4 separate regions of the Homo sapiens genome follow, and regions 1, 2 and 4 are each linked to region 3. Evidence: chromatin contacts called from ENCODE Hi-C or POLR2A ChIA-PET data. All regions are on one chromosome and are shown on one strand. The core of a region is the stretch at or near the end of the contact, and the rest is flanking DNA. Distances in the headings are between cores, read along the strand shown. Region 1 holds the start of ADGRL1 (adhesion G protein-coupled receptor L1). Region 2 has its middle 44 kb from the start of ADGRL1. Region 3 holds the start of PKN1 (protein kinase N1). Region 4 has its middle 52 kb from the start of LINC01842.

Region 1 (7,150 bases), core at 420-2,919, 230 kb after region 3:
ATCCATGCCGGGTTTTTACTCTTTTAGAGAACATAAAATTCAATTTTTCCCCTCGCACCCCCTCCCCAAAAGCAAGACTTTGAGGCGTTTACAGGTACAAACCTCCCCCTAACGCTTCCCTCCGCCCCTGCTGCCCGGTCAGCTCCAAGCCCCTGTCCCGGTGGCCCAGGATCTTCTGCTGAGGGTCTCATCCCGTCCCGCGCTCCAGTCCTGGCTTTGCGTGCCTCCCTCGCCTTTTATTGTAGGTCTGGTCTCCCAGGGTAGCGGCCTCATCGCATTCCCTTCGCAGCGCCCCTGGATCCAGAAACCGCTTTTACCTGTCCGCTCCGGTGCAGCCAGCGCGCCAAATCCCTTCGTACCCGAGTCCAGTCCTCCTTTTGCCCGTCCCCCTTGCACGTCGCTGCCAGGAAGATGAGGGCAGCCCAAGTCGCCTCAGCCACTAAGCATCCCCCTTCCAGAACCCCCCACCATGCGAACCCAGGTCCCGGGAGTTCCGGGCCGGGTCTTGCTTGTTTCCACTGCGTTAGGCCTGACGCATTACTCCGTCTCCCGAGAAAGAATCCGGCCCGAAATTTGCGTGCCCCGGGTGCATTTGGCCATGTCGCATCTACCCCCCAACCCCCCGCTCCAACACCGTTCCTCCCATCTTTATCTAATCCAACTCGGGTTTTGCACAACCCTTCCAGATCTCCCCATTTGCGCCCTCCTTCCCCGGGCTCGGCGCCTTTCCTTATACTTCACTGGAAAATCCGCTCCGGGTCTTCCTTACGCCTGTCTCCCTTCCCCCACTCCCCGCTCCAACGCGGGGCTCCAGCACGTCGCTTTCCCTCTCCCTGCTTTTCCAGGGAGGAGGCGAGAGGAGGCGAAAGGAAGGAAAGTCCAGCCCGGGTTTTCGGGCCGGCTCCTGGGGCGCTCAAGCGGGTTGCGGCGGCCAGTCCCGGGCGGCGACTCCGGGCCGGGTTTTGCGCGCGCCCACCGCCCCCCTCCCGGAGCGGGTGCGCCGGGGAGCGGGGCGAGCAGGCGGCTTGTCATTGCTGGTGCCCGGCGCCGGCTCGGTCCGCGCGTCCTGCGGTGCCCACGGGCCCGGCCCGGCGCCCCCCCTCCGGCCGCACCGGGGGCGCGACGCCGCGGCACCCGCCTCCAGCCGCGCCGCCCCCCTCCGCCAGCTCCGCGCCGCCCGCCCCCAACCCGAGCTCCCCGCGGCCACTGCGGGGAGCCCGAGCCGTCGGCGCGGGAGCTGTCGGCGCTGCGGTGCCCCCGCCCCGCCGTCTGCCGAGGAGGCCCCGGCTGATGGGGCCGCGCGGGCCCCGGAGCGGCGCCGCCGGGCGGCGGGGGCCTGCAGGGGCGCCCCGGCTGCCCCGTTAACCCCTCGTCCACCGCCGGCGTCGGAGGGGGCTGGGAAGTCGCCTGGGCGCACACGTGCCGCCTCCGTCGGGGCCGCGGAGCTGCGGGGGAGATGCGGGCCGCTGCCGGCGCCGCCTCGGGGCGCTCCGCCTCGCCCCAGCCCCCGGCGCTCTGACGCCGCCCCCGCCCCACCGCCTCCCTCCCCGGGAGGGGCGCAGACCCGATCGCCCCCAGTCCCGAGCCTCCGCCGCCGCGAGGGGGCCGCCTTTGGATCCGTGTAATCCGCCTCTTTTTTTTCTTTTCTTTTCTTTTTTTTTTTTTTTCCTAATTTTTGGTCGGCGGCGGTGCTGGGCCAGGGGAAGGAAGGGACACGGAGGCCGCCCTCGTCCCGCCACCTCCTACCCGCTTCCCCCCAGCCCCGGCTCCGGGAGATGTGCCGGGCGGGGGGCCCGGGTTCGCCGAGCCGCAGGAGAGACACGCTGGGCCGACCCCAGAGAGGCGCTGGACAGGTGAGTGTCTGCGGGCCCAGGGCGAGGGGCGAAGCCGCACCTGGGCCAGGTGTGCGGGGCGCGTGGAAGAGGGGAGGCGGGAAGGATGGGAGGCCGGGGCCTGTCCTGGCCGCGAGGGGGGAGGGGACACGGGAGCCGCGCGGGGCACCGCACCTGAGCGGGAGGGGCGTCGGGGGCAGCCCGCACCTCACCCCCACTGGCGAGGGGCCTGGGAGGGGCGGCCCCCACGGAGCGCCCGGGGCGCGGGGGTGCGGACGGGCTACCGCAGGGTGCCTGGCGGGGGGAGGGGACCGCGAGTGTGCCCGCGCGTGGCTGCGTGTGCCCGCGCGCGCGCCAGCCTTTGTGGGGAAGCGGCGCGGCGGTGCCTGCGTGTCCCCGGTGCGTGTGCGCGCGGGTGCTTGGCGCCCTGTTTGTGTAGGTGTCTGGGTGTGAGCGGAGGGGGTGCGTGTGCGCGCCGCGCGCCGGCCCCGCGCCCCAGAGGAGCCGTGTCGGGGGCTGGCACCACAGGATGCTGGGCGAGGGGGTTGTTTTTCTCTGGGAGGCAGTGGCGCGGGGGATGGGGAGGGGTCCGTCTGGGTGTCCAGCCGGCCGCAGTCCGGGGGGCGCCGCTGTCAGGAGGAGGGGGTGCAGCCGGGCAGCACCTTCTCTCCGTGGTGCCGGGTTAAAGCACGGGAGGCCGGCAGGTTTGATCCACTCGGATTATTCGTGCTTTGAGGACAGCTCCCCACCCCCACCCCAGGTGCGCATTGGATTGAGCTGCGAGGGTTTGGTTGTCATCCTCCCATCTGACGGTCCTGGGACCCGAGTCCAGGCCTGAAGTGGTGGGGTGGGGGGATGCTGTGTTTGCTCCAGCCGTGTCCAGAAAATGCCCTCCCAGGTATCTCTCCAGTGCACCCCTGGCCCCCATCTGAAGACAGCCGCTGGCTACACACACCCCTGTCTCTACACTTCCAGTCCGGGTCCTCACACTGCCCCATCCCTGGCCAACACCTCACTGTACCTGCCTGGACCCTTTCTTCCTGTTCCAACCCCCATCCACCCCCAGCCATGCCAGCTGCGTGGGTGTTTCTGTATCCCAGTTCCAGGCAGGGCCCCCCCTTCCGCCTGGCTTCCACCGGACTCAGAGCTGGGGTCTGTCTTCCCACATCCCACTTCCCAACATGTGTGCCTGGGGGCAGGAGGGGGAGGGGTTCAAAATGGCTGCCAAGATGGCTGGCTCGCGCGCTCTCTCTCTCTCTGTCTGTCTCTCTCTCTCTCTCTCTCTCTCTCTCACTCTCTCTGTCTTTCTCTATCTCTCTCTGTCTTTCTCTCTTCCCCTCTCTGCTTGCCCGGCTCCCTTATCCTGGTAGGGAGTCACTGCTTAGAGGAGGTCGGATCCAGTGGGGCACACCTGAGGGTGAATGTCTATTCCGGGCCGTTGACCTCCATGCTGTTTGGGGACAGACCATTGGTTTCTGCTTCTCTCTCCAACACCCCAAGGGCTGGCATGAGTCTAACCTGACCCCAGACCCCACTCCTTCACCCTGGCTCACAGCCTGAAAGCTCCGTGCCCTCCACCTGCTCTCCAGGGCCTGGCCCCCTGAATTGATCAACCCCACGGAGGGTCCACACCCCTCATTCTCTTCTCCTGTCTGCCCCCGGCAGGGGACTCTGCGTGGGTCCCTGTCAGGCCCCAGCTTTGGGGGGCAGGTGACTTCTCCTTCCTCCCTGCTCCCCTCCCACTAATGCCAAATTTATTACTTAAAAGTAGGATGAAAACAGGGAGAATAAGAGAAGGATTACAACCTTCATTATCATATCGAGAAAATTATCCGTGATTTTCCTAACTAGCAATTTGTCTGCCATGCCGTTCAGAACTGACTTGCCCATTAATTACAGAGATGAAAAATCATCTGGAATTCGGAAAAGGGAACTAATTCCATGGCTGGCAGCGATCGCACCCGTGCACGGAGCCACATACGTGTGCGACATACGTGTGCGCTCACATGTGGGTCCCGGCCCTCCTGCTGGTCTTGCCACCATCTTCCTACCCAGCTTGGTGACCTCCCTCATGGCCCCGCTCGGTCCACCCCATGTGTGTGTGGCATCTGCTCTGGGACACCCCTGCAGGCCCTCTTTCTCTCCAAGGGGCGCCCATCTCAATCCCCACTTCTGGGCGCTTGCGTACCCCGTGATCACCCACGCTGATTCCTGCTCTTGGGGGTGTAGCTGGCGCCCAGGCTTGGGGAGGATGGGGAGCTGGGGACCAGCACACCTGGGCTGTGGAGCCTGCAGGGAGGGGGTGGAAGGGGGGGACTCGAAGCCCAGCTTCTATTCCCAGCCTGCCCAGGGGAGCCCTTTCTCCTGGGGGGCCTTGGAGGACCCTGTGGGCACGTTGGGGAGGAGCCTACAGGCGCCTCAGCTGCACGGGAGTGTGTTTGCATCCAGCAGTTTGGGCTCCTGGCGGGTGGCCTCTCCACCTGCATGTGAGGCTGTGTGACGCTTGCATCTCGGGGCGTCTGCGTCCTCCCTACCCTGCCAGGCTGGTGGCAGAGCATGTGTTGCTTCAGCCCCAGCGCAGGCATCTCGGTGGGGAGGGTGGCAGTGGGTGCCCCTCAAGAGGAACGGGAGGAGTGGGAGCACTGCCATCCCCGCCAGAGCATCGTCTTTGCCCTCCACCCCCTCCTTTCTCCCTGGCGAGACATGTGGCCAAGGACACACAAGGCTCTCGTTTCTGTGTGGGTTCCTCTCACGGATCTGATTTCCAGATGCCAGACACTTCCCCTCCTCCAGCCCCTCTGTGGGGAGGCAGGGGGAGGGGCTCCTGAGGCGGGGGTTCCCTGGGTCTGAAACCCTGACCCCAGTGACCCTGAAGGTGCCGTGGCAAGACAGACAGCTCCTCCCAGGCTGGGTTTGGGGCAAAGTGGTTGCTATTGGGCACCCTGATGGAAGGGGAGAGACGGGTCCTGGAGTGAGGTGGGAGGCCAAGTAGAAACATGGAGGGGGTCCCGGTGTCCCCAGAATCCAGATGTCTGTCTGTCTGTCTGCACCTGTGCATAGGTGTCCTCTGCCTGTGTGGCCTGGATGGTGATCTAGCCAAGGGTGCATGTGGCCACGTGACCATCAGACTCATCCGGTGTTCATAAAGGTCCCTCCTGTGCTGGTGTTTGTGTTTTGCAGAGGGGGTGGTCATGCTGGGGGAGGCAGGGCTGCAAGAAGGAGTAGCTGTCTGTGTGCACACATGGGGCTGTCTGCATCTTTTGTGCACCTGCAGTTGTGTGCTCAGGACTTCTTGGAGCAAGGCTGGGTGCACCTTGTCATGCAATCTGCACACACTTGCCTCCCCACCCAGCACCATGCAGGGGGCGCCATGGGGGGTGGTGGCCATGTCCTGTCCTCATGGAGCTCACACTCTAGCAACACATATGGGGTTTCCATCAAAGCTCTCCTATCAGCTGGGCGTGGTGGCTCATACCTGTAATCCCAGCACTTTGGGAGGCTGAGGCGGGTGGATCACCTGAGGTCAGGGGCTCGAGACCAGCCTGGCCAACATGGTGAAACCCCATCTCTACTACAAGTACAGAAATTAGCCAGGCGTGGTGGTGTGCACCTGTAGTCCCAGCTACCAGGGAGGCTGAGGCGGGAGGATTGCTTGAATCCAGGAGGCGGAGGTTGCAGCGAGCCGAGATTGTGCCACTGCACTCCAGCGTGGGCGACAGAGCGAGACTCATTCTCAATAAAAAAAAAAAACCCAAAACAAAAAAGCAAAACTCTCCTGTCATGTGAGTTGGGGAGAAGGCATGTGTGTCTTCTTTTCGAGGGTAGCCCCAAACTCTGACTGCAGTAGCCCACAGGCTTGGACTGTCCTGGGGTCTGGCCCTTCATGGTCTTTCTGGGCCATCTCCTCCCTCCTCGTTGCTCGTCCAGTGTGCTAAGTGTGATCCTACCCCGGGGCGTTTGCACTGGCTGTTCTGCCACGGAGGACCCTTCCCCAGATATTTTCGAGGCTTTTTCTCCCCCACCCTCTTGAAATATCACCTCCCCAGTAACGTTTACTCCCAGGCACCTTCTGCAAAGTCTCAGCTTCCCACACCCCTCCTGATGTTCAGTACAGCGGACGGCTTTTCACATAGTCTGTAATTTCCTGATGTTCTGCGCTTGTTTGTTTACTGTCTGTGTCTGTGAGGAGGATCCAAGCGCGCGAGGATGTTGTGATTTGCTTTGCTTTGGGAATCCCAGGTGTCAACAGTCATCACTGGCCCACAGTGTGCGTTCAAGAAGTCTTACCTGACCCAGGTGTGGTGACTCACACCTGTAAACCCAGAATGTTGGGAAGCCGAGGTGGGAGGATTGCTTGAGGACAAGAATTTGAGATCAGCCTGGGCAACATAGCAAGACTCGTTTCTAAAATTTTTTTTTTAATAGTTGGGCATCGTGAATATGTACCTGTAGTCTCAGCTGCTCAGGAGGCTGAGGTGGGAGGATGGCTTGAGCCCAGAGGTTTGAGGCTGCAGTGAGCTATGATTGCACAAGTGCACTCCAGCCTGGGCGACGAAGCAGGATCCTGACTCTTAAAAAAAAAAAAAAATGCCCCTGCCTTCACTGTCTCCTGTTCCAAAATTTGGGGGGAGATAAAAATTCAATAAATAGATGCCCAGGCCAAAAATAACCTTGCCCCCCCCCACCCCGCCAAAAAAAAAAAACAAAAAAACTCAGAATAGCCAGTGCCCCTCCCTCAGAGGCTAAAAATACCCTGCAGGTCACAAATGATCAGGTCAGGAAGCCAGATGGATTCTCCTTCTTATCCCTTGAGGAGGTGAGGGGTCCGGGGCTGGCTTTCCCAGACAGGATTTCCTAGACGATTTCCATTACTCCTGACTTCGGCACTGCATCATTCTCTGTGGGAGGCTGTCCTCTGTACTATAGGATGCTCAGAGGCCACCCTAGCCTCTTCCCGATGGATGTCAGTGACACCTCCAGCCCCACAGTCGTAACACCTCAGAAAGTCTCCAGACATTGCTAAACATACTGGGATCAGGGGCAGAATTGTCCTGGGTTGGCAGTGATGGCTGTAGAGTAGAGGTTGCCAGTGGGAAAAAGTGGCCCACGCCTGTAATCCCAGCACTTTGGGAGGCTGAGGCAGGAGGATCACTTGAGTCCAGGAGTTCAAGACCAGCCTGGGCGACAAAGCGAGACCCCCTTCTTTACAGAATACAAAATTTAAAAATTAGTTGGGCATGGTGCCGCACGCCTGTCGTCCCAGCTACCCGGGAGGCTGAGGCAGGAGGATCACTTGAGCTGGGAGGTCAAGGCTGCAG
Region 2 (7,463 bases), core at 3,976-6,475, 180 kb after region 3:
GATCAACCACTGGCCCTCACGCCGAGCTGCGCACACCCCAAGGCCAAGGGAGGCTGGCAACCCTTGTCGTCCTTGGGAAATGGGGGAGGGCACTGGTACCCCTTGGACCTCCCTCCTGAATCTGGGCAGCTTTAAACATTTTTTTTTTCCAACTTTGGAAGACAGTTGTACAACCTCGAAGGAGAGGAGGTGTCAGGATTCACAAAGCGTATGGATCACACATGGCTCTAGGGGACATTCTCTTTGCTCTGTTTTATTTTTATTGTATATTTTATTCTTTTATTTTGAGATAGGGTCTTGCTCTATTGCCCAGGCTGGAGTCCAGTGGTGTGATCACACCTTACTGCAGCCTCAAATTACTGGACTGAGGTGATCCTCCTGCCTCAGCCATGCGAGTAGCTGGGACTACAGACATGCACCACCACACCTGGCTAATTTTTAAAATATATATGTTTTTGTAGAGATAGGGTCCTGCTACATTGCCCAGGCTGGTCTCAAACTCCTGGCTTCAAGTGATCCTCTTGCTTTGGCCTCCCAAAGTGTTGGGATTATAGGCATGAGCCACTGCATCCAGCATCATTTCTTTTCATTATTATTATGATTATTATTTTGAGATGGAGTCTCGCTCTGTCACCCAGGCTGTAGTGGAGTGGTGTGACCTTGGCTCACTGCAACCTCCACCTCCCAGGTTCAAGTGATTCTCCTGCCTCAGCCTCCTGAGGAGCTGCGATTACAGGTAACCTCCACAATGCCTGGCTAACTTTTTTTTCTTTTTGAGACGGAGTCTTCCTCTGTCGCCCAGGCTGGAGTGCAATGGCGCGATCTCAGCTTACGGCAATCTCTGCTTCCCGGGTTCAAGCAATTCTTCTGCCTCAGCCTCCCGAGTAGCTGGGACTACAGGCAGGCGCCTACCACCACACCTGACTAATTTTTGTATTTTTAGTAGAGACGGAGTTTCACCATATTGGCTGGTCTCAAACTCCTGACCTTATAATCCGCCCACCTCGGCCTCCAAAATGCTGGGATTACAGGCGTAAGCCACTATCCCTGGCCTAACCTGGCTAATTTTTATATTTTTAGTAGAGACAGGGCTTCACCATGTTGGCAAGGCAAGTCTCGAACTCATGACCTCAAGTGATCTGCTCACCTTGGCCTCCCAAAGTGCTGGGATTACAGCCACTGCACCCAGCCTAATCTTTTTTTTTTTTTTTTTTTTAAATGAAGACAGGGTCTCACTACATTACCCAGCTGGTCTCGAGCTCCTGGCCTCAAGCGATCCTCTCATCTCAGCCTCCTGAGTAGCTTGGATTACAGGCACAAGCCATCATGACTGGCTTCCTTTTTTTTTTTTTTTTTTTAATGAATATGGTAAAGTGCACAAATCATAAATTTCAGCGTGGTGAATTTCTACACGTGTATACCTGTGTATCCACCATGCAGACCAGAAGAACATAATTGTCCCTCCAGGAAATTCCCAAATGCTCTTTCTCAGTCAGTATCCTCCAATTTGACATTTTCATCATAGATTAGTTTTGCCTACCCCTGAACTTTGTGTAAGTGGAAATACATGGTTTGTCGTCTTGCTTTTACGCAACATTGTATCTGTGAGAATCTATTGTCATGTCTGCTTTCCTGTTCTTTTTCTTGGTTGTATAATAATCCATTGTGGAGATGTATCACAATGTATTTATCTTACTGCTGATAGATATTTGAGTTGTTTGCAGTGAATGGTTATTGTAGATAAAGCAGCTATGAACATCCTTGTACATGTCTTTTGATGAACATAAGTTTACCTCTTGTGGGGATGTGGACAGGGTCTCACTCAGTAACTCAGGCTGGATCGCAGGAACCTGGCTCACTGCAGCCTCAACCGCCCAGGCTCAAGTGATCCTCCCACCTCAGCCTCTCGAATAGCTGGGACCACAGGTATACACTATCACACCCAGCTAATTTTTTTGTAATTTTTGTAGAGACAGGGTCTCGCTTTGTTGTCCAGGCTGCTCTTGAACCCCTGGTTCAAACTATCCTCCTGCCTTGGCCTCCCAACATGCTGGGGTTACAGGCGTGAGCCACTGTGCCCAGCATCTTGGTTTATTGAATGCTGGTGACCTGCCAAGAACTTTACATCACTTATATCCTTACATAGTCACAACGTTATTTATTTAATTCACTCAGTCAACACATATTTGAAAATCTAGTAGGTGCCAGGTATTGTGGGACACACCGAGAATAAGAGTCAAGGTTTATAAATTTTGGCCAGGTGCGGTGGCTCACACCTGTAATCCCAGCACTTTGGGAGGCCGAGATGAACAGATCACTTGAGGCCGAGACAAACAGATCACTTGAGGTCAGGAGTTCAAGACCAGCCTGGCCAACATGGTGAAAACCTGTCTCTATTAAAAATACAAAGATTAGCCGGGAATGGTGGCACCTGCCTATTGTCCCAGCTACTTGGGAGGCTGAGGCAGGAGAATCACTTGAACACGGTGGAGGTTACAGTGAGCCGAGATCACGCTGCTGCACCCCAGCCTGGGTGATAGAGTGAGACACCATCTCAAAAAAGAAAGAAACAGCTTGGCTCAGTGGCTCATGCCTGTAATCCCAGCACTTTGAGAGGCTGAGGCGGGCGGATCACCTGAGGTCAGGAGTTCAAGACCACCCTGGCCAACATGGTGAAACCCTGTCTCTACTAAAATCACAAAATTTAGCTGAGTGTACAGCCATGCCTGTAATCCCACCTACTGGGGAGGCTGAGGCAGGAGAATCGCAGAGGTTGCAATGAGCCAAGATCGTGCCTTTGCACTCCAGCCTGGGTGTTCAGAGCGAGACTCTGTCAAAAAAAACAAAAAAGGAAGGAAGCAAGAAAGGAAGGAAGGAGGGAGGGAAAAAGGAAGGAAGGAAAAGAGAGAGAGAGAGAGAGATGTTATTCCAGGAGGGAATGGTCATGAAAACAAATAAGTAAGCGATATCAGAGAGTTAATGGAGATTGACTAGGGGTGGTGACATGGAGCTGAGGCGTGAAGAAGAAGGCAGAGCTGGTTGGCCATGTGAGATCTAGGGGGAAGGGTGTTGCAGGAAGTGGGAACAACCAGTGCAAAGGCTCAGTGTAGCTGGAGTGGACTTAGCGATGGAGAGAGGAATCCCAAGGAGGTTGAGTGAGGGATTTCGGTCTTAATCTAAGAGCCATGGCGGTGCATTGCAGCGTTCTCAATAGAAGGAAAACGTGAACTTCCTTGTCTTTTCAAAGATACCTCTGGGCTGTGGTAAGGACGGATGGAGGCCAGGGCAGAAGCCAGGAGCCTGTGGCCAAGGCAACCTCAGTAAATCCAGGCAAGTGATGAAGGAGTTGGGAAGCACAAAAGTGGAAAGAAGTGGGTGAATTCACGTTCTCTTTTTTTTTTTTTTTTAGGGACAGGGTCTTGCTCTGTTGCCCAGGCTGGAGTGCAGTGGTGCGACCTCCGCTCACTGCAACCTCCGCCTCCCGGTTCAAGGGATTCTCGTGCCTCAGCCTCCCGAGTAGCTGGGATGACAGGCATGCACCACCACACCGGCTAATTTTTGTACTTTTTTTTTTTTTAGTAGAGACAGGGTTTCGCCATGTTGGCCAGGCTGGTCTTGAACTCCTGACCTCAAGTGATCCACCTGCCTTGGCCTCCCAAAGTGCTGGGATTACAGGTGTGAGCCACTGTGCCTGGCCCTTGACTAATTTTTTCAAAAAAATTTTTTTTTTAATTTGAGACAGGGGTTTCGCTATGTTGCCCAGGCTGGTCTCCAACTCCTTGCCTCAAGTGATCCTCCCACCTCAGCCTCAGGTTCTTTGAACATAATTATTCCCAAATTACAAGTAGAGAGAACTGAATCTCAGAGAGGTTAAGTAATTTGCCTAAGGTCACACAGCTATGAAATGGAGAAAGGGTAAGAAAATCCGTCTGACCTTCCTTCAGTTATGCAAAAGATGTCATGTGGTGGGTGGTGTGACCTCAGAAAACCTAGAGGAGTGGGGGGTCCAGGCTGGTGGTGGGGTAATAAGACCCAAGTGAACACACCTGTCCTGCTGGGGTAACTACTCACCCCTAGGCCACAGGGCAAGCAAAGTGGCAAGCCGCAAATTGAATTGGGGGGCTGGAGGGGGATGTTTCATTGATGTCACAAATGAGCATGGACCCCGTATCTGCAGCAGGGATGTTTCAGGGCCAGTCAAGGAGATGATCGGGGCCCACGGACCCTCAAACGCGTCAGGAAGCCAGGCTGGTCCCTGAGTGTGTGTGATGGGGTGTGTGTTTGTGGGGGGGCACTGCCGGGAGCTGCCGCCGCCCGCCCCATTAGCAACACCGTCATTATCCCAGATTTATGTATGTATAATTCTTCTTCCTCAAACCGCTCCAACATCTCCCCTGGCTGCAAACCCGCCTCCCCCGGAAACAGCCACGGAGCCGCCTGCCACCGGGCCATTAGCACGCAGGGAAGGGGGTGTGGAGGGAGGGGGCAGGCAGCAGGGAAGGGGAAGGGGGGAGCCAGGAGAGGACGAGGAAGGCAGGAGCTGTAAGGATGGGAGTGAGGCGGCAAGATGGAAGAGGGGAAGGAAACAGGGCTTGGAGGAGCTGGGGAACCTCGGAGGGTTCTGGGGGGAGGGGGGGACACGTGTCCCAGAGGACCTGGCCGCAGACAGCGGGCCCCAGGGGCAGCCGAGGGTCTCCTGCGCCCTTTCTGGCCAATGCCAGGGCTGAGAATAGGGGGGTGGGGATCCCATCGGCCGGGACTCTGTGGCTGGGTCTCAGCCCAGAAGTTACTAGAGGGCCTCGCGCCGGAACCCCTCCCCCACTCTGGGAACCTCCACCTGCGGGGTGGGGTGGGGGTCTCCAGGCGGGGCGCGGGGAGGGCGCCGGCTGCAGAGCTGGGAGCCCGGAGCGATGACTCCATCACCCTCCACTTTTCCCTCCTCGCCCCCGAAACTGGCCCCCTCCCTTCTTGCGCCCCTCGGGTTGGGGGCGCGGGAGAGCCCCCTCTATTACGAGGGAAATCAATGCCGCATTAATGCAAGGTTTCCAGGCGAGGAGCGGGGATCGCTTCATAAAAGATGCATTGTTTCCATGGCCTGCACGCGGCTCCCTCCCCAGCATCCTGCAAGATGGCGGCGGCCCCAGGGAGAGAGGGGGAGGGGCTGGGGGGAGCGCGGCCCCCTCTCTCCTGCTGGGGAAGGTGGGAAGAGAGGCTGGGATGAAGGAAGGAAAGGGAGAGAGGGAGAGAGAGAGGGAGGGAGGAGGGGGCTGGGAGGCTGAGAGAGCGTTAGGGAGGCGGGAGCCAGTCAGAAGGAGGAGGGCGGGCTGGGGAGGGGGAGAGGGGATGGCCTGGAACTCGGAGGAGGGAAGAGAAACGCAGCCCAAGGAGGTGGCACGGGGGAGGCAGGAGAGCAGGCCGGGGGGTTGGGAGTGGGGGGCGCTGGGGCCTGGAGGGGGGCAGGCGGGGGTGGGGGCAAAAGGGGAGGGAAAGGGGAGAAAAAGGCCGACCGGGCAGCGTGGCCAGGAGAGAGGGGAAGACAGTACCCCCTCAACTGTCTCTAGGCTCCAAGCCCCCCTCCAGCGGGGTCCTTTGGTTCTCTCTCCTGGTCCCCGTGCACCCTCCCGCCGAGGAGATGATCCAGGGAGCCCCCATTTTCTGGCATGGAGGCCGCTGCACCCCATTGGCTTGCCTCCCTACCCTCCTTCCTGCCTTGGCACCACGGCTGCCATGCTGAGAGGGATCAAGCCTCCTCCATCTGCCTCCCTAGTCAAGGCCTCCGGAGTTGACCCGAAAGAGCTCCTTAGGAAGAAACTGCCGTTTGGGCACACCTGCATCCGTCCTACCTGCTGGGGACGGTTCCAGAAACCAGACAGAGGTTCCAGAGAGGGAAACTGGGGCAGAGGACAGCCGAGAACTCAACACGGGTCTCCACCTGCCCAGCGCCCCACCAGTGACCCCAGACCAACCTCAGCCCCCCTCCTCCCCGCCTTTTCCTCCATCCTCCGCGGGCAACCACGAAGAGAGTTTCAAGGCCCCCCACTTCCCAGCCTTCCTGCTTCGCCGTAGGGGAGCTCCCAAACGCCTGAAAATACCTTTAAATTAGGAAAAAGAGCTAAGCCGCCAGAGTCCTTTGGTCTATTAAAGGAAGAGCAGAGGCCACCGGCGCCCCCACCCCATCCCCAGCCCGATTTTGCATTTGAAGCCCTGACCGCGGATCTAGCCGGAACAATGACGGGGCCTGCCCAGCCGGCCCCAGCTGAATCCCTTTCAGTGGCCCTGGGCCCCCTGCCAGGTGTGCCAAAATTAGGACGGCTCCCCTCCTAGGCCCTTTTCATCCCCCCGGGGCTGCTGGGGCCTCAGAGGCGCTAATGAAGCGCCTCTTGCCGCCTTCCCTCTAGGAAGAGGGGGCCAGGGGGAGCGGGAGGCAGGGCCACATTGGGGGCAGGCACCTGGAAATCTGCCTTCCAAGAACTGCCCCAGGAACATGTTTTTGTGCCTTGGTCAGCGGCAGCTCCCTCCCTCCCTGCTCCTCAGGGTCCTCCCGCAGGTCCTGGTGACATCCACCTCCTCCAGGCAGCCCTCCCAGCCTGCTGGCATTGGCTCCCTACTGTGTTTCCCTTGGAGTTCGGCAGTGGGGGCAGGCTGCCTGGATTCAGATTGGAGCTCCATTGCTTTCTGGCTGTGGCTCAATTAGCCACCCTGAGCCTCAGTTTCCCCGCCCGTCAAGAGAGGAGAATTATAAAAACCTATGTCATGAGACTGTTGTGAAGGAGTCGCTGTGTGAAGAATTGTGGAAGGTCACACGTGCAAAGTGGGTGCAATAATCCCTAGACTTTCGCCTCAGCCACAGGGGGCCCCTCACTGCACCCCAGACACACCCAGTGTGTGCCCATTTCTGGGACTTCCCACTGGCTGTTCTCTTTATTTTATTTGTATTTGTATTTTTTCTTTTGAGGCGGAGTCTTGCTCTGTAGCCCAGGTTGGAGTGCAGTGGTGCAATCTCGGCTCACTGCAACCTCCACCTCCTGGGTTCAAGCAGCTTCCTGAGTAGCTGGGATTACCGGCGCATGCCACCATGCCCAGCTAATTTTTGTATTTTTAGTAGATACCGGATTTCACCATGTTGGCCAGGCTGGTCTAGAACTCCTGACCTCAGGTGATCCACCTGCCTCGGTCTTCCAAAGCGCTGGGATTACAGGCATGAGCCACCGCGCCGGCCTTTTTTTTTTGAGACGGAGTCTTGCTCTGTCGCCCAGGCTGAAGTGCGGTGGCCTGATCTCGGCTCACTGCAAGCTCCGCCTCCCGGGTTCACGGCATTCTCCTGCCTCGACCTCCCGAGTAGCTGAGACTACAGGCGCCCGCCACCATGCCCGGCTAATTTTTTGTATTTTTAGTATTGACTGGGTTTCACTGTGTTAGCCAGGATGGTCTCGATCTCCTAACCTCGTGATCCGCCCGCCTCG
Region 3 (7,133 bases), core at 2,924-5,423:
CAGTGGTGCAATCTCGGCTCACTGCAATCTCCACCTTCCGGGTTCAAGCAATTCCCCTGCCTCAGCCTCCTGAGTAGTTGGGACTACAGGCACGTGCCACTGCGCCTAGCTAATGTTTTGTATTTTTAGTAGAGACGGGGTTTCACATGTTGGCCAGGCTGGTCTCAAACTCCTGACTTCAAGCAATCAGCCAGCCTCGGCCTCCCAAAGTTCTGGGATTACAAGTGTGAGGCACTGTGCCTGGCCAGTAACAGTTTTCCATTGAGGGGAGATTTTCTCCCCATACCCGGGGACATGCGGCAACATCCGGAGACATTTTTGGTTGTCCTGACTGTGGGTAAGGAGGTGACTTCTATCAGGGTGAGGCCAGGGATGCCACTCAACGCCCTGCAGTGCACAGGACAGCCTCTACTGCAAAGAATGACCCAGCCCTGAATGTCAGTAGTGCTAAGGCTGAGAAGCCTACGGTTAAGGGTCATAGATTTGGCCAGGTGTGGTGGTTCACGTCTGTAATCCCAGCGCTTTGGGAGGCTGAGGCAGGAGCAGTGCTTGAGGTCAGGAATTGGAGATAAGTCTGGGCAACACAGCAAGACCTACAAAAATCTCTACAAAAAATAAAAAAGTATTGGCCAGGTGTGGTGGCTCTCTCTGCCTGTGATCCTAGCACTTTAGGAGGCCAAGGCCGGAGGACTGCTTGAGCTCAGGAGTTCGAGACCAGCCTGGGCAATAACGGTGAGACCCCATCTCTACAAAAAATGTAAGAATTAGCCAGGTGTGATGGCATGTGCCTGCAGTCTCAACTACTTGGGAGCCTGAGGTGGGAAGCTGGCTTGAGCCCAGGAGGCAGAGGTTCCAGTGAGCCGAGATCACACCATCACACTCCAGCCTGGCCAACAGAGCCAGGCTTTGTCTCAAAAAAGAAAAAAAGAGGCCAGGCGCGGTGGCTCATGCCTATAATCCCACCACTTTGGGAGGCCGAGGCAGGCAGATCACGAGGTCAGGAGATCTAGACCATCCTGGCTAACAAGGTGAAACCCTGTCTCTACTAAAAACACAAAAAAATCAGCCGGGCATGGTGGCGGGCGTTTGTAGTCCCAGCTACTTGGGAGGCTGAGGCAGGAGAATGGCGTGAACCCAGGAGGCAGAATTTGCAGTAAGCCGAGATCAAGCCACTGCACTCTAGCCTAGGCGACAGAGCGAGACTCCATCACAAAAAAAAAAGGAAAAGAAAAAAAGAAAGGCTGGGGGCAGTGGCTCACACCTGTAATCCCAGCACTTTGGGAGGCCTAGGCGGGCAGGTTACTTTGAGCTCAAGATTTCAAGACCAGCCTGGGCAACATGGCGAAACCCTGACTCTACTAAAAATACAAAAATTAGCCAGGCGTGGTGGTGTGCACCTGTAGTCCCAGCTACTCAGGAGGCTGGGGTGGGAGAACGGCTTGAGTCTAGGAGGCAGAGATCATGCCGCTGCACTCCAGCCTGGGTGACAGAGTGAGACCCCAGTCTCAATTTAAAAAAATAAAGAAAAAAAAATTAGCCAGGTGTGGTGGTGCATGCCTGTAGTCCTGTAGATCAGGTGTTTGAGGCTGCAGTGAACAAGAATCTCGTCACTGCATTCCAGCCTGGGTAACAGAGCGAGACCCTGTCTCTACAAAAGTAAAAGGAAATTAGCCAGGCATGTTGGTCTGTGCCTTTTGTCCCAGCTACTTGGGAGGCTGAGGCAGGAAGATCACTTGAGCCCCGGAAATTGGAAATCGAGGCTGCGGTGACATAGGATCGCACCACTGTACTCCAGCCTGGGTGACAGAGCAAGACTCTCTCCTCTAAAATAAATAAATATAAATCAGTAAATCAATCAATAAGGACACAGATTCACACCCTGAGCTGCTGACCAGGACGCTTACCAGTAACGACTTCACAGCAGCCCTGCCTGCCAAGTGCTGGCAAGGTCTCGGTCTCTCTCTCTCCCATGAACACCCTCTTAGTCCCATTTTTCCTAGGTCAGAACCGAGGCTCAGAGAGGCGAAGGCACTGGGCCCAGGACACACAGCGAGGAAGTGTCAGCGCTGGAATTTAAGCCCAGGCTCACCAAATACCACCCTCGCTCAGAAGGCCCCACCCCATCCCCAGCAGGCAGAGGGAGGACACAGCCAAGAGCGGGGCCAGCTCAACTGGGGAAGTCCAGGCAGAGAGGAGAGGTGGCCTCCCTCAGCCCCACCTCCAGCAGCTGAGGTCTGTAATGCACAGAGGGAGGGAGGCTGGGCTCCTGGGTTCTCCTCCCCTGAGTGACTCACTTCTACCCAAGGCACAGGGGTCACCTGAGGGCCAGCAAGGCAAACCCAGGACTCAGGGCCCTGGCCTGGCCTGTCCTATGGAGAACCCCTGCTCCTCCGCTGCCCACCATGGAGCGGAGACCTCAGACCCAGAGGACCTGCCTCCCATAATCCCCATCTTGCCAGAGCAGCCAGGGACCTAGACTCCCACATCCGGAGATTTCAATGCCTTGGGCGTTTCCGGAATCTGGACAGGACATCCGTTTGCAGGACACAGAACAGACAGGCACACGTTGGGACAGACAGAGGGACAGGGCAGCAGGCCCAAGCAACCATGAGAGAGGGATGACCAGGAGCGGGGAAGAGACTGGGGAGGAGATGGGAAGGGGGGACCAGGGCGTGGGTCCAGCCTCGTTGCAGGAATCACAGCCTGTCTGGGTCATGTGTGGGATGCGCCAAGCGCATGCATGCACCCGGGGATTCCTACACAGCCCTCCCTGGGCCGGGGGTAGAGGCAGGGACCCCGGCCCATCCCGGCCTTGAGGTCTGACCTTGTGTGATCGGCAACACCAGATACGCCCAGCTCCTCGGCAAGGCCGGCAGGCCATCAGCAGGACTGGGAAGGCGGGAGGGACCGGGGGTTACCGGGGAGACACAAAGGGGCCGGGGGCAGGTGCAGAAGGAGACGAGAACCCAGTTACACAACAACCACAGGACAATGAACTGGATGGTGAGGTGCTAATGGGGACACTGAGGCACAGACATTTCTCAGATTTGGGTCACTTGAACCAAAGAAGGTTGGCAGTCACCCTGGCCGTGCTTGTCACAGACGGGGAAGATGAGTCCAGGTCAGTGATCCCCACCAGGTGGCACAAGGGGAATCTGGCTGGGCGGGAGGCTGGTGCCAGTCACGTGTGTGTGTTAGCAGGGTGGGGGTGACCCAGCCATGCCCAGCCACCATGCAAAAAAGTAGGATTCTATATATGGGAGCATCCCTGGCCTGTTGACTGAGACACTCCCCACCCAGGAGAAGGTTCCACCTGACAGCCCAAGGGTGGGAGTGGGGGTCCCCATTCCCCCGACCTAATGCAGTGACTCGGGTACTTCCGCCAACAGGTGCCAATCTGGGTGGCGTCTGGAACATCATAAAGCTGTCTAGAGGCGGGGGTGGCTGGAGCTTTGTTATGCGGGGGAAGGGCACGGGCCGGGCCCAGCAGCCTCCTCCCCTCCCAGGGCACTGCGCCAGGCACGTGCCCCAGGTGGAGCGGCACCTGCCGGGTACCCAACCCTGGGGAGGGGGATGAGTTTGGGGGCGGACGAGAGGCACTGGGACGCCCAGCCAGCCACAGACACCCGAAGTAGAGCCTCCGCCGCGCCCCTTCTAGTTCTCCAGGAGAGGCCGAGTTTGAGGGTGTAGCAGGGGTTGCCTCCGGGATCGCCCCCAAACCAGCCCAGTCCACATCGCCACCTGCCGAGAAGGGGGCCTCGCTGGCTCCACAGTCCCGGCCCAGGGAGGGGGCGCCGGGCGCTCCGGAGGCCCCCGCCCTTGCCATCGTCACCCGAGTCCCGTTCCGGGGGCTGGGGGGGCTCCCCCGGCAGCGCGCGGGCGGGGTCCGCCGGCGCCGTCCGGTCGCCCCGGGACTCCAGACGCAGGTGCGCCTACCTGCACGGCGTCGCTGGCCATGTCCTCCTGCCGCCCGCCAGGGGTCCCCGCGCGGAGGGAGGGGCGGCCAGAGGAGCGCGCGTGCGCCCCGGGCGTGGCGGGGAGGGGGCGGGCGCGGCGCGACCCTCCCCGGCGCGCGGCCCGCTCCGGCCTGCTCGGCTCCCGCCTCGCCTGGCCAGGCCGCCGCGTCCCCGCGCCGCGCCCTCCGGCCCCAGCGGCCGCCGGGCCTGGTCACGTGACCCCGGAGGTCGGCGCCCGGGGAGGGGGCGGGGCCGAGGGGGGACGGGTTCCCAGAGGCCCCCGGGGCTGCGGGGTCCCGCCCGTCCGCCCCCTCGGTCTCCCGAGCCCGGAGCATCCCCATCGGCTCCCCACCTTTCCTCTTTCCGGGTCCCGAGACGACCGCACGCTGCCGAGGGGTCCCCCATTGGAGCGCGCGGGAACCCGAGGAGAACGGTTCCACGCGTTCAAGCCGAGAGCGGCGGAGGCCTTTGGGCCTCCCGGGACCCCTGAAAAAAACAAACAGAATAACCCCCCACCCCACCCTACCCCGGTGCATTTGCAAGCTCGGGACGCCTGCATCTGTGGTCCCCTATTCAAGGGCATGGAAGTTTCCCCGTTACCTGGAGACAAGCTCTGGGCGGATCTGCATTCAAATCCTAGCGCTTTACGCCTTGAGGGAGACAAACCCTTCCAGGCACCTCATCTGTGAAATGGGAATGATGCGCTCACCTCCTCGGTGTTGGTAAAATTCAATAAGACAGTGCAGGCCAAGAGCTGAGAACACACTAGACGCTCCATAAGTGTTAGCTGCTGTCACTTTTAATGTTATCGTAATTGTTTGTTTGTTGTTTTGCTATTTTTGGACGGAGTTTCGCTCTGTTGCCCATGCTGGAGTGCAGTGGCGCGATCTCGGCTCACTGCAACCTCCGCCTCCCGGATTCAAGTGATTCTTCTGCCTCAGCCTCCTGAGTAGCTGGGATTACAGGTGCCCACCACCATACCCGGCTAATTTTTGTATTTTTAGTAGAGACGGGGTTTCATCATATTGGCCAGGCTGGCCTCGAACTCCTGATCTCAGGTGATCCGCCCGCCTCGGTCTCCTAAAGTGCTGAGATTACACAGGCCTGAGCCACCGCGCCCAGCCTCTATTATCGTTATTGTTATTAAAAGAGGTTTGAATCCCAACTTGCTGTTCATCCTGGGGACCCCTGTGGCCTCTGAGTCTCAGTTTTCCCCGCTATAAAATGGGCATCGCCTTCTTTTTCGGGGCTGCTGCATGCAGATGGCGCTCCATAAATGCAGACTCGTGCCCAAGCGGAGAGTGGAGGCCTCTGCGGAATTTCTAGGGGATCTCCGGGGTCTGCAGAGCGTGCAGCTTTGTTCGTGGCCGCCGTCGGACCCTCACTCCTTCGGAAACCAGGCGAGGGAGCCAAACCTTGGTCTCCGGGGCTCCGGCAGGGAGCGCTCCCTGGCGGCGGTGCCTGCACATTGGCGCCCTTTGGGACCCGAGGAAGCGCCGTGGGCTGCGGGTACCTTGGTTACCCGTGGCTCTGCGTGGTTTCAGTCGTCCCAGAAACCAGGGCGCGATGTTTTCTCTCTTATTTTTTCCTCTGAGCAACTCTTTGGGAGATACTAACAACAGAAAGAGAGAAGGAGGAGAATTATGCTGATCCAGAACCCATCCAGCCGGGCATGGTGGCGCACGCCTGTAGTCCCAGCTACCAGGAGGCTGAGGCGGGAGGATCGCTTGAGCTCAAGAGGCCGAGAATGCATCACTGTGGGGAGAAATCATGATGCCCCTGCACTCCAGCCTGGGTGACAGAGCGAGACCCTGTCTAAAAAAAGAAAGAAAAAAAAAAACGGCTGGGTGCAGTGGCTCACCCCTGTAATCCCAGCCCTTTAGGAAGCCAAGGTGGGTGGTGGATGGATCACTGGAGGTCAGGAGTTCGAGACCAGCCTAGCCAATATGGTGAAACCCATCTCTGCTAAAAAATATAAAATTAGCTGAACGTGGTGGCGCATGCCTGTAATCCCAGCTACTCGGGTGGCTGAGGCAGGAGAATAGCTTGAACCCAAGAGGCGGAGATTGCAGTGAGCCGAGATCGTGCCATTGCACTCCAGCCTGAGCGACAGAGCAAGATTCCATCTAAAAAAAGAAAAAAGAGGGGGCCAGGTGTGGTGGCTCACGCCTGTAATCCCAGCACTTTGGGAAGCAGAGGCAGGCGGATCACGAGGTCAGGAGATTGAGACCATCCTGGCTAACATGGTGAAAGCGGCGGGCGCCTGTAGTCCCAGCTACTAGGGAGGCTGAGGCAGGAGAATGGCATGAACCCAGGAGGCGGAGCTTGCAGTGTGCCGAGATCGCGCCACTGCACTCCAGCCTGGGCGACAGAGCGAGACTCCCTCTCAAAAAAAAAAAAAAAAAGAGAAAGAAAACAACAACAACACACACACAAGCCCAGAATTCACCCACATTTCACCTTTCCACTTTGTCGCATCCAGTCCCTACCATCACTCACCTTAACCAGTAGTCACCTCTCTCCTGGTCTCCTGGTTTTGCCCTCGCCCCCACAGTCTGTTCCCACAACAGCCCAAGGGAGCAGTGAACACATGAGATGGGGTATGCCCCTCCTCTGTCTAGAACCCTCCATGGCTCCCAGCTCACTCAGGGAAAAAACTCAGGTCCTCCCCACAGCCCACGAAGCTCTGCACCATCAGTTCTTACTTCCTCCCATCTCTCCCCCTTGCTCACTCCTTCCAGCCACATGAGCCTTCTAACTGTTTCTCAAATGCTTGTTGATTGAATAAAAGAAAGAACTCTGTGGCTGGGCGCAGTGGCTCCCACCTGTAATCCCAGCAATTTAGGAGGTCAAGGGGGGTGAATCACTTGAGGCCAGGAATTCGAGACCAGCCTGGCCAACATGGTGAAACCCCATCTCTACTAAAAATTAAAAAATTAGCCAGGTGTGCTGGCGGGCATCTGTATATTCAGCTACTTGAGAGACTGAGGCAGGAGAATGGTTTGAACCTGGGAGGCGGAGGTTGCAGTGAGCCAAGATCGCACCCCTGCACACCCCCCTGGGTGATAGAGCAAGACTGTCAGAAAGAAAGAAAGAGAGAGAGAGAGAGAGAGAGAGAGAGAGAGGAAGGAAGGGAGGGAGGGGAAGGGAGAAAAAGAAAAGAGAAAAGAAAAGAAC
Region 4 (7,490 bases), core at 149-2,648, 150 kb after region 3:
AGGTTGTAGTGAGCCAAGATCGCACCTCTGCACTCCAGCCTGGGTGACAGAGTGAGATTCTCTCAGAAAACAAACAAACTAAAATTAATAAATAAAAATGAAATAAAATAAAAAAAAAATTCATCTCCCCTAGGAATTTGGGGCTGGGGTTTTTAAGGGGTATGGAGTGGGCCCAAGTGTGGAGATCCTTTGATTGGTCAAAGAGTGCAAGATGAAGTCTTGGGACAGAGGATTGGGCAGGAGTTGAGGGACAAGGGGTGGGTGAAGAAGCTGTATTCTCATGCTGATCCCATTCCTATATGGGGGGTCTTCTTCAGACTGGTTGCTGGAATTCAGGATCTGCAAAAACATCTGAAGCGATCCTTAAGCAAAAGCCATATGATCCTGACTGGGCGCAGTGGCTCACGCCTGTAATCCCAGCACTTGGAGGCCGAGGCGGTGGATCACTTGAGGTCAGGAGTTCAAGACCAGCCTGGCCAACATGGTAAAACCCCTTCTTTACTAAACATGCAAAAATTAGCCAGGTGTGGTGGTGCACGCCTGTAATCCCGGCTACTCTGGAGGCTGAGGCAGGAGAATCGCTGGAACCCGGAAGGCAGCGGTTACAGTGAGCTGAGATCACGTCAGTGCACTCCAGCCTGGGTGACAGAGCAAGACTCCATCTCAAAAAAAAAAAAAAAAAAAAGCCATATGCTCCTAATGTCAGAGATCCTGTCTGTAGAAACAATGGGATGTATTTGTGTTTTGTTTTGTTTTGAGACAGAGTTTCGCTCTTGATGCCCAGGCTGGAGCGCAGTGGCACGATCTCAGCTCACTGGAACCTCTGCCTCCCGGGATCAAGCAATTCTCCTGCCTCAGCCTCCCCAGTAGCTGGGTTTACAGGCATGCACCACCATGCCTGGCTAATTTTTGTATCTTTGGTAGAGATAGGGTTTCTCCATGTTGGTCAGGCTGGTCTCGAACTCCCAACCTCAGGTGATCCACCCGCCTTGGCCTCCCAAAGTGCTGGGATTACAGGCGCGATCCACTGCGCCTGGTGAAACAATGGGGTGTAAAAGTACTACCTGACCTTTAGCAGCAAGGAAGGGGACCCTAGTGCAGCCTGATTCATGGTTCATTGTAACTGTATTTCTGTCTGGAATCTGGCATGCAATCCTTGTCAACTCTGTAGGAGGGGTTTTGAAAGGGTCATTGCAGATATTAGAATTCTGAAGATGAGATCATCCTGGAAAACATGGTAGTCCTAAATCCACAGACGACTCTCCTTAGGAGAGACACAGAGAGGAGACACAGTAGAGAAGGACCCGTGAAGACGGAAGCAGAGGTTGGAATGCTGTGGTCGCCACCGAGGAATGCCTGGAGCCCTCACAAGCTGGAAGGGGCCAGGAGGGATTCCTCCCTAGAGCCTCTGTGGGGAGCGTGGCCCTGCAGATGTTTTGATTTCAGACTTCTGGCCTGCAGAACTGTGAGAAAATAGGTTTCTGTTGTTTTAAGTGACTCAGTTTGTGGTACTGTTATAGCGGCCACAGGAAGGAAACAAATCCAGGGGTCAGATGGTTCTCATTGCACTGGGTCTGCTGTCAGCCAACCTTGCCTTTCAGGACCTAGTGGTGTTCAGAATGAAATCTTTCACTTTCACTTTTTTTTTTTGAGACAAGGTCTCACTCTGTCACCTAGGCTGGAGTGTAGTGGGGCAATCTTGGCTCACTGCAACTTCTGCCTCCCAAGTTCCAGCGATTCTCCTGTCTCAGGCCAAGGCAGGTGGATCACTTCAGGTCAGGAGTTCAAGACCAGCCTCGCCAGTGAAACCTTGTCCCTACTAAAAAAATATAAAAAATACAAAAATTAGCCGGGCGTGGTGGTGTCCACCTGTAGTCCCAGCTACTCGGAGGCTGAGGTGGGAGAATCACTTGAACCCAGGATGTAGAAGTTGCAGTGAGCTGAGATTGTGCCACTGCACTCCAGCCTGGGCAGCAGACTGAGACCCTGTCTGAAAAAAAAACAAAAAACAAAAAACAAAACAGCTGGGTGCAGTGGCTCACACCTGTAATCCCAGCACTTTGGGAGGCCGAGGCGGGCGGATCACGAGGTCAGGAGTTCGAGACCAGCCTGACCAATATAGTGAAACCCTGTCTCTACTAAAAATACAAAAATTAGGCCGAGTGCAGTGGCTCACACCTGTAATCCCAGCACTCTGGGAGGCCGAGGCGGGTGGATCACGAGGTCAGGAGATTGAGACCATCCTGGCTAACATGGTAAAACCCCGTTTCTACTAAAAATACAAAAAAAAAAAAAAAAATTAGCTGGGCGTGGTGGCGAGCGCCTGTAGTCCCAGCTACTCCAGAGGCTGAGGCAGGAGAATGGCGTGAACCCGGGAGACAGAGCTTGCAGTGAGCCGAGATCGGGCCATTGCACCCCAGCCTGGGCGACAGAGTGAGACTCTGTCTCAAAAAAATTTATCTTCCGAGTAATGTGCAAAGGAAATCAGTATTCGGAAGAGCTATCTGCACTCCCAAGTTCTTTGCAGCACTATTCACAATAACAAGATATGGAAGCAACCTAAGTGTCCATCAATGAATGAATGGATAAAGAAAATGTGGTGCATATACACAATGGAGTACTGTTCAGCCTGATAAAAGAAGGAAATCTTGTCATTTGCAACAACGTGCATGAATCTGGAGGACATTATGCGAAGTAAACTAAGCCTGGCGCAGAAAGACAAATAGTTCATGATCTCACTTGTATGCAGAATCTAAAAAAAAAAAAGTCACATTCACCGAAGTAGAGAGTAGAACAGTCCTTACCAGAGTCTGGGGTCGCGGAAAACATGTTGCCCAAAGGATACAAAGTTTCCATTAGGAAGAGTAAGTCCTGGTGATCTATTGCACAGCAAGGTGGCTATAGCTAATCATAATGTATATTTTTTCTTTTTCTTTTTTTTTTTTTTTTTGAGACAGAGTCTCGTTCTGTTACCCAGGCTGGAGTGCAGTGGCACAATCTCGGCTCACTGCAACCTCCACCTCCCGGGTTCAAGCAATTCTCTGCCTCAGCCTCCTGAGGAGCTGGGACTACAGGCGCCCGCCACTACGCCTGGCTAATTTTTATATTTTTAGTAGAGACAGGGTTTCACCATCTTGGCCAGGCTGGTCTTGAACTCGTGACCTCGTGATCCACCTGCCTCGGCCTCCCAAAGTGCTGGGATTACAGGCGTGAGTGACTGTGCCCCACCCCATAATGTATTTTCAAACTTGTGAAATGAGTGGATTTTAAATGGTCTCACTATAGGGTCTGGTGCGGTAGCTCACATGTGTAATCCCAGCATTTTGGGAGGCTGAGATGGGAGGATCACTTTAGCCCAGGTGTTCAAAACCAGCCTGGGCAATATTTTACACACCCTGTCTCTAAAAAAACAAACTGTTCTCGCTACAAAGAAATAAGTATGTAAGGTGATGGATATGTTCATTAGCGCGATCTGCTTTATAATATATACAGTATTGAAACATCACATCATACTCCATAAACATATGCAATTACTTGTCAATTAAAAATTAGGGATCAGATGTGGTAGCTCACACCTGTAATCCCAGCACTTTGGGAGGCCAAGGCGGGTGGATCACTTGAGGTCAGGAGTTTGTGACCAGCCTGACCAACATGGTGAAATCCCAACTCTACTAAAAATATGAAATTAGCCAGGCGTGGTGGCACGTACCTGTAATCCCAGCTACTTGAGAGCCTGAAGCAGGAGAATCGCTTGAATCCAGGAGGGGGAAGTTGCAGTGAGCCAAGATTGTGCCATTGCACTCCAGCCTGGGCAACAGAGCAAGACTCTGTCAAAAAAAAAAGAAAAAGGCTGGGCATGGTGGCTCACGCCTGTAATCCCAGCAATTTGGGAGGCCAAGGCAGGCGGATCATAAGGTCAGGAGTTTGAGACCAGCCTGGCCAACATGGTGACACCTCGTCTCTACTAATAATACAAAAATTAGCTGGGTGTGGTGGTGTGCACCTGTAGTCCCAGCTACTCAGGAGTCTGAGGCAGGAGAATGGCGTGAACCTGGGAGGCAGAGGTTGCAGTAAGCCAAGATTACCTAGTGACAGAGCAAGACTCTGTCTCAAAAAAAAAAAAAAGAGAAAGAAAAGGAAGGAAGGAGAGAGGGAGGGAAGGAGAAAGAAAGAGAAAGGAAGGAAGGAAAGAAGGAAGGAATGAAGGAAAGGAATGAAGGAAAGGAAGGAAGGAAGGAAGGAAGGAAGGAAGGAAGGGCTGGGTGCAGTGGCTCACGCCTGTAATCCCAGCACTTTGGGAGGCCGAGGCGAGCGGATCACGAGGTCAGGAGATCGAGACCATCCTGGCTAACACGGTGAAACCCCGTCTCTACTAAAAATACAAAAAAATTAGCCGGGCGTGGTGGCAGGCGCCAGTAGTCCCAGTTCCTCAGGAGGCTGAGGCAGGAGAATGGCGTGAACCCGGAAGGCGGAGCTTGCAGTGAGCCAAGCTTGCAGTGAGCCGAGATCGCGCCACTGCACTCCAGCCTGGGCAACAGAGCGAGACTCCGTCTCAAAAAAAAAAAAAATAGAAAAGAAAAGAAAGAAAGGAAAGAAAGAGAGAAAGGGAGGGAGGGGGAGAGAGAAAGAGAAAGAGAGAAAGAAAGAGAAGAAAGAAAGAAAAGAAAAGAGATCTTCACTGTGGTCTGGCTTCTGTTGCTAGTCGTTGTGTCTCCCTGGTTGAAATGTCCATCTTAGCATCCCGTTACTCTATCGGCATTCAACTCTGGTAGTCACTGGTGTGACATTATTGCGTAAATGTTCCTGGCCAACAGAGAAGAGGAAAATTTGTAGAAGGGAAGAAAGAATGGATGAGGGAGCATGGGTGGAAAATTTAAGGGTGGTCTGAGCTATACCCAGGAAGCCTGGGATCGGGAAAACCCAACTCTCAGTGCCCTTGGGGCTGAGAGCAACATAAGGTTTAGCAGCCTTAGTAATTTCTTTAAAATCTAAACTGGGGCCGGGGGCAGTGGCTCATGCCTGTAATCCCAGCACTTTGAGAGGCTGAGGTGGGTGGATCATCTGAGATCAGGAGTTCGAGACCAGCCTGGCCAATGTGGCGAAACTCCATCTCTACTAAAAATACAAAAATTAGCTGGGCATGGTGGCGGGCGCCTGTAATCCCAGCTACTTGGGAGGCTGAGGCAGGGATAATTGCTTGAACCCAGGAGATAGAGGTTGCAGTGAGCCGAGATGGTGCCACTACATTCCAGCCTGGGCAACAGAGCAAGACTCCATCTTAAAAAACAAAATCTAAATTGGACCAGGCATGTTGGCTCACACCTGCAATCCCAGCACTTTGGGAGGCCAAGGAGACCAGCCTGGACAACACAACAAGACCCCACCTCTACAAAAAACTTTAGAATTTGCCAGGCGTGGTGGCACATGCCTATAGTTCCACCTGCTTGGGAGGCTGAGGTGGGAGGATCGCTTGAGCCTAGGGAGGTCAAAACTGTAGTGAGCCATGATTGTGCCCCTACACGCTAGCCTGGGCAAGAGAGCGAGACCCTGATTCTATATTAATTCCTTGAGCCACTGTGATTTTGATTTTTGTCCCAGCAGCCAACAAAGAAAAAGGCTTCCTTCATTGACTTCTGTGGGGATTCAATGACGTCGTACACATAAAGCACTTAGCATATGCCTGGTACATGGTAGGTGCTCACTAAATGTTCATTATTCCCACCCCCCATTTTGGTTTTGGGAAGGAGATGCCTTTGGTCTCCAGACTGGCTTCTCAGGGGTATCCCTAAGGTGTATTAGGAAGTTAGGACATGTGGCTTCTATGCAGGTCATTCTCTATTCCTGTTACCTACCCCAGGTTCCATCAATCTGCAGTCCAATCCTGTTTTTTGGTGTTTTTTTTTTTTCTTTTTTTTGAGACAGAGTCTTGCTCTGTCTCCCAGGCTGGAGTGCAGTGGAGTGATCTCAGCTCACTGCAACCTCCGCCTCCCAGGTTCAAGCAATTCTCCTATCTCTGCCTCCCACAGTGCTGAGATTACAGGCATGAGCCACTGCGTCCGGCCAACCATCCTGTTCTATGTCCTGAGAGCTGACCTCTAGGCCCACACCACTGGGCTCCATTGCCCTCTGCTTTGGGGTTGGATTCAGCCAAAAGGAGGTACTGGTGGGAGGGAAAAAGCCTGGGCGTTCCCCTGCAGCTTCACCCCCTCAAGAGCAGATCTGCTTCTTCCAAAGGGAACCTCTTTTCTTTCTTCAGTCACATCCATTTTTTTTCTTTTTTTTTGAGACAGAGTCTCACTCCATCACCCAGGCTGGAGTGCAGTGGCGCGATCTCAGCTCACTGCAACCTCCACCTCCCGGGTTCAAGCAATTCTCCTGCCTCAGTCTCCTGAGCGGCTGGGACTATAGACAAGGCATGTGCTACCATGCCTGGCTAATTTTCTGTATTTTTAGTAGAGACGGTGTTTCATCCTGTTGGCCAGGCTAGTCTTGAACAGGACCTCACATGATCCACCCGCCTTGGCCTCCCAAAGTACTGGTGTGTCCAGAATCAGTGGGTTCTTGGTCTCACTGACTTCAAGAACGAAGCCGCAGACCCTTGCAGTATTACAGTTCTTAAAGGTGGTGTGTCGGGAGTTTGTTCCTTCTGATGTTCGGATGTGTTTGGAATTTCTTCTTTCTGGCGGGCTGGTGGTCCCGCTGGCTTCGGCAGTGAAGCTGCAGACCTTCACGGCGAGTGTTGCAGCTCTTAAGGCAGCACGTCTGTAGTTGTTCATTCCTCCCGGTGGGTTCCTGGTCTCACTGGCCTCAGGAGTGAAGCTGTAGACCTTCGCGGTGAGTGTCACAGCTCATAAACGCAATGCAGACCCAAAGAGTGTGCAGCAGTAAGATTTATTGCAAAGAGCAAAAGAACAAAACTTCCACACCATGGACGGGAATGGGAGCAGGTTGGCACTGCTAGCTCGGGCAGCCTGCTTTTATTCCCTTATCTGGCCCCACCCACATCCTGCTGATTGGTCCGTTTTACAGAGAGCTGATTGGTCCATTTTGACAGGGTGCCAATTAGTGCGTTTACAATCCCTGAGCTAGGCACAAAAGTTCTCCAAGTCCCCACTAGATTAGCCAGACACAGAGCACTGATTGGTGCATTTACAAACCTTGAGCTAGACAGAGAGTGCTGATTGGTGTATTTACAATCCCTTAGCTAGACACTAAAGGTTCTCCAAGTCCCCACCATATTAGCTAGATACAGAGTGCAAACCTTGAGCTAGACACAGAGTGCTGATTGGTGTATTTACAAATCTTGAGCTAGACACAGAGTGCTAATTGGTGCATTTACAAGCCTTGAGCTAGACAGAGTGCTGATTGGTATATTTACAATCCCTTAGCTAGACATAAAGGTTCTCCAAGTCCCACTGGACTCAGGAGTCCAGCTGGCTTCACATAGTGGATCCCGCACCAGGGCAGCAGGTGGAGCTGCCTGCCAGTCC

The links. Hi-C counts contacts between places; a loop is a spot of excess contacts on that map. ChIA-PET counts read pairs that join two places held with the same protein, here RNA polymerase II (POLR2A). Pooled maps may share reads with other maps.
Region 1: a loop to region 3 is called in a pooled map, with 3 times the contacts of the local background. The contact joins the promoter of ADGRL1 here to the promoter of PKN1 in region 3. A Hi-C loop is called at or near these places in 4 of 50 pooled maps.
Region 2: a loop to region 3 is called in a pooled map, with 3 times the contacts of the local background. The contact joins the enhancer-like site here to the promoter of PKN1 in region 3. A Hi-C loop is called at or near these places in 2 of 50 pooled maps. POLR2A ChIA-PET finds 5 or more read pairs at or near these places in 3 of 52 experiments (GM10248, IMR-90 and WTC11).
Region 4: a loop to region 3 is called in a pooled map, with 2.4 times the contacts of the local background. The contact joins the enhancer-like site here to the promoter of PKN1 in region 3. A Hi-C loop is called at or near these places in 2 of 50 pooled maps. POLR2A ChIA-PET finds 5 or more read pairs at or near these places in 2 of 52 experiments (K562 and OCI-LY7).

What each region holds. Positions count from the first base shown.
Region 1 is chr19:14,200,688-14,207,837 of GRCh38, reverse strand. ADGRL1 (adhesion G protein-coupled receptor L1) reads left to right here and starts at 1,669. Exons shown (of 23, transcript NM_014921.5): 1 at 1,669-1,853. RefSeq lists silencers at 876-975, 996-1,055.
Region 2 is chr19:14,246,498-14,253,960 of GRCh38, reverse strand. No RefSeq gene overlaps it. Among named protein-coding and RNA genes, the nearest start is that of ADGRL1, 44 kb to the right of the region's middle. RefSeq lists an enhancer at 3,692-4,209 and silencers at 5,536-5,585, 5,686-5,745. Within about 2 kb of position 5,225, at least 12 of the 41 ENCODE cell types and tissues checked have a DNase peak (open chromatin) inside an H3K27ac peak, as active enhancers do.
Region 3 is chr19:14,430,346-14,437,478 of GRCh38, reverse strand. It overlaps PKN1 (protein kinase N1), which reads right to left and starts at 4,173. Exons shown (of 22, transcript NM_002741.5): 1 at 3,937-4,173. The coding sequence starts at 3,957. RefSeq lists enhancers at 2,088-2,382, 3,133-3,705, 3,706-4,279, 5,154-5,433 and silencers at 3,444-3,553, 3,844-3,913, 4,084-4,423.
Region 4 is chr19:14,278,004-14,285,493 of GRCh38, reverse strand. No RefSeq gene overlaps it. Among named protein-coding and RNA genes, the nearest start is that of LINC01842, 52 kb to the left of the region's middle. RefSeq lists a silencer at 7,283-7,490. Within about 2 kb of position 1,398, at least 3 of the 41 ENCODE cell types and tissues checked have a DNase peak (open chromatin) inside an H3K27ac peak, as active enhancers do.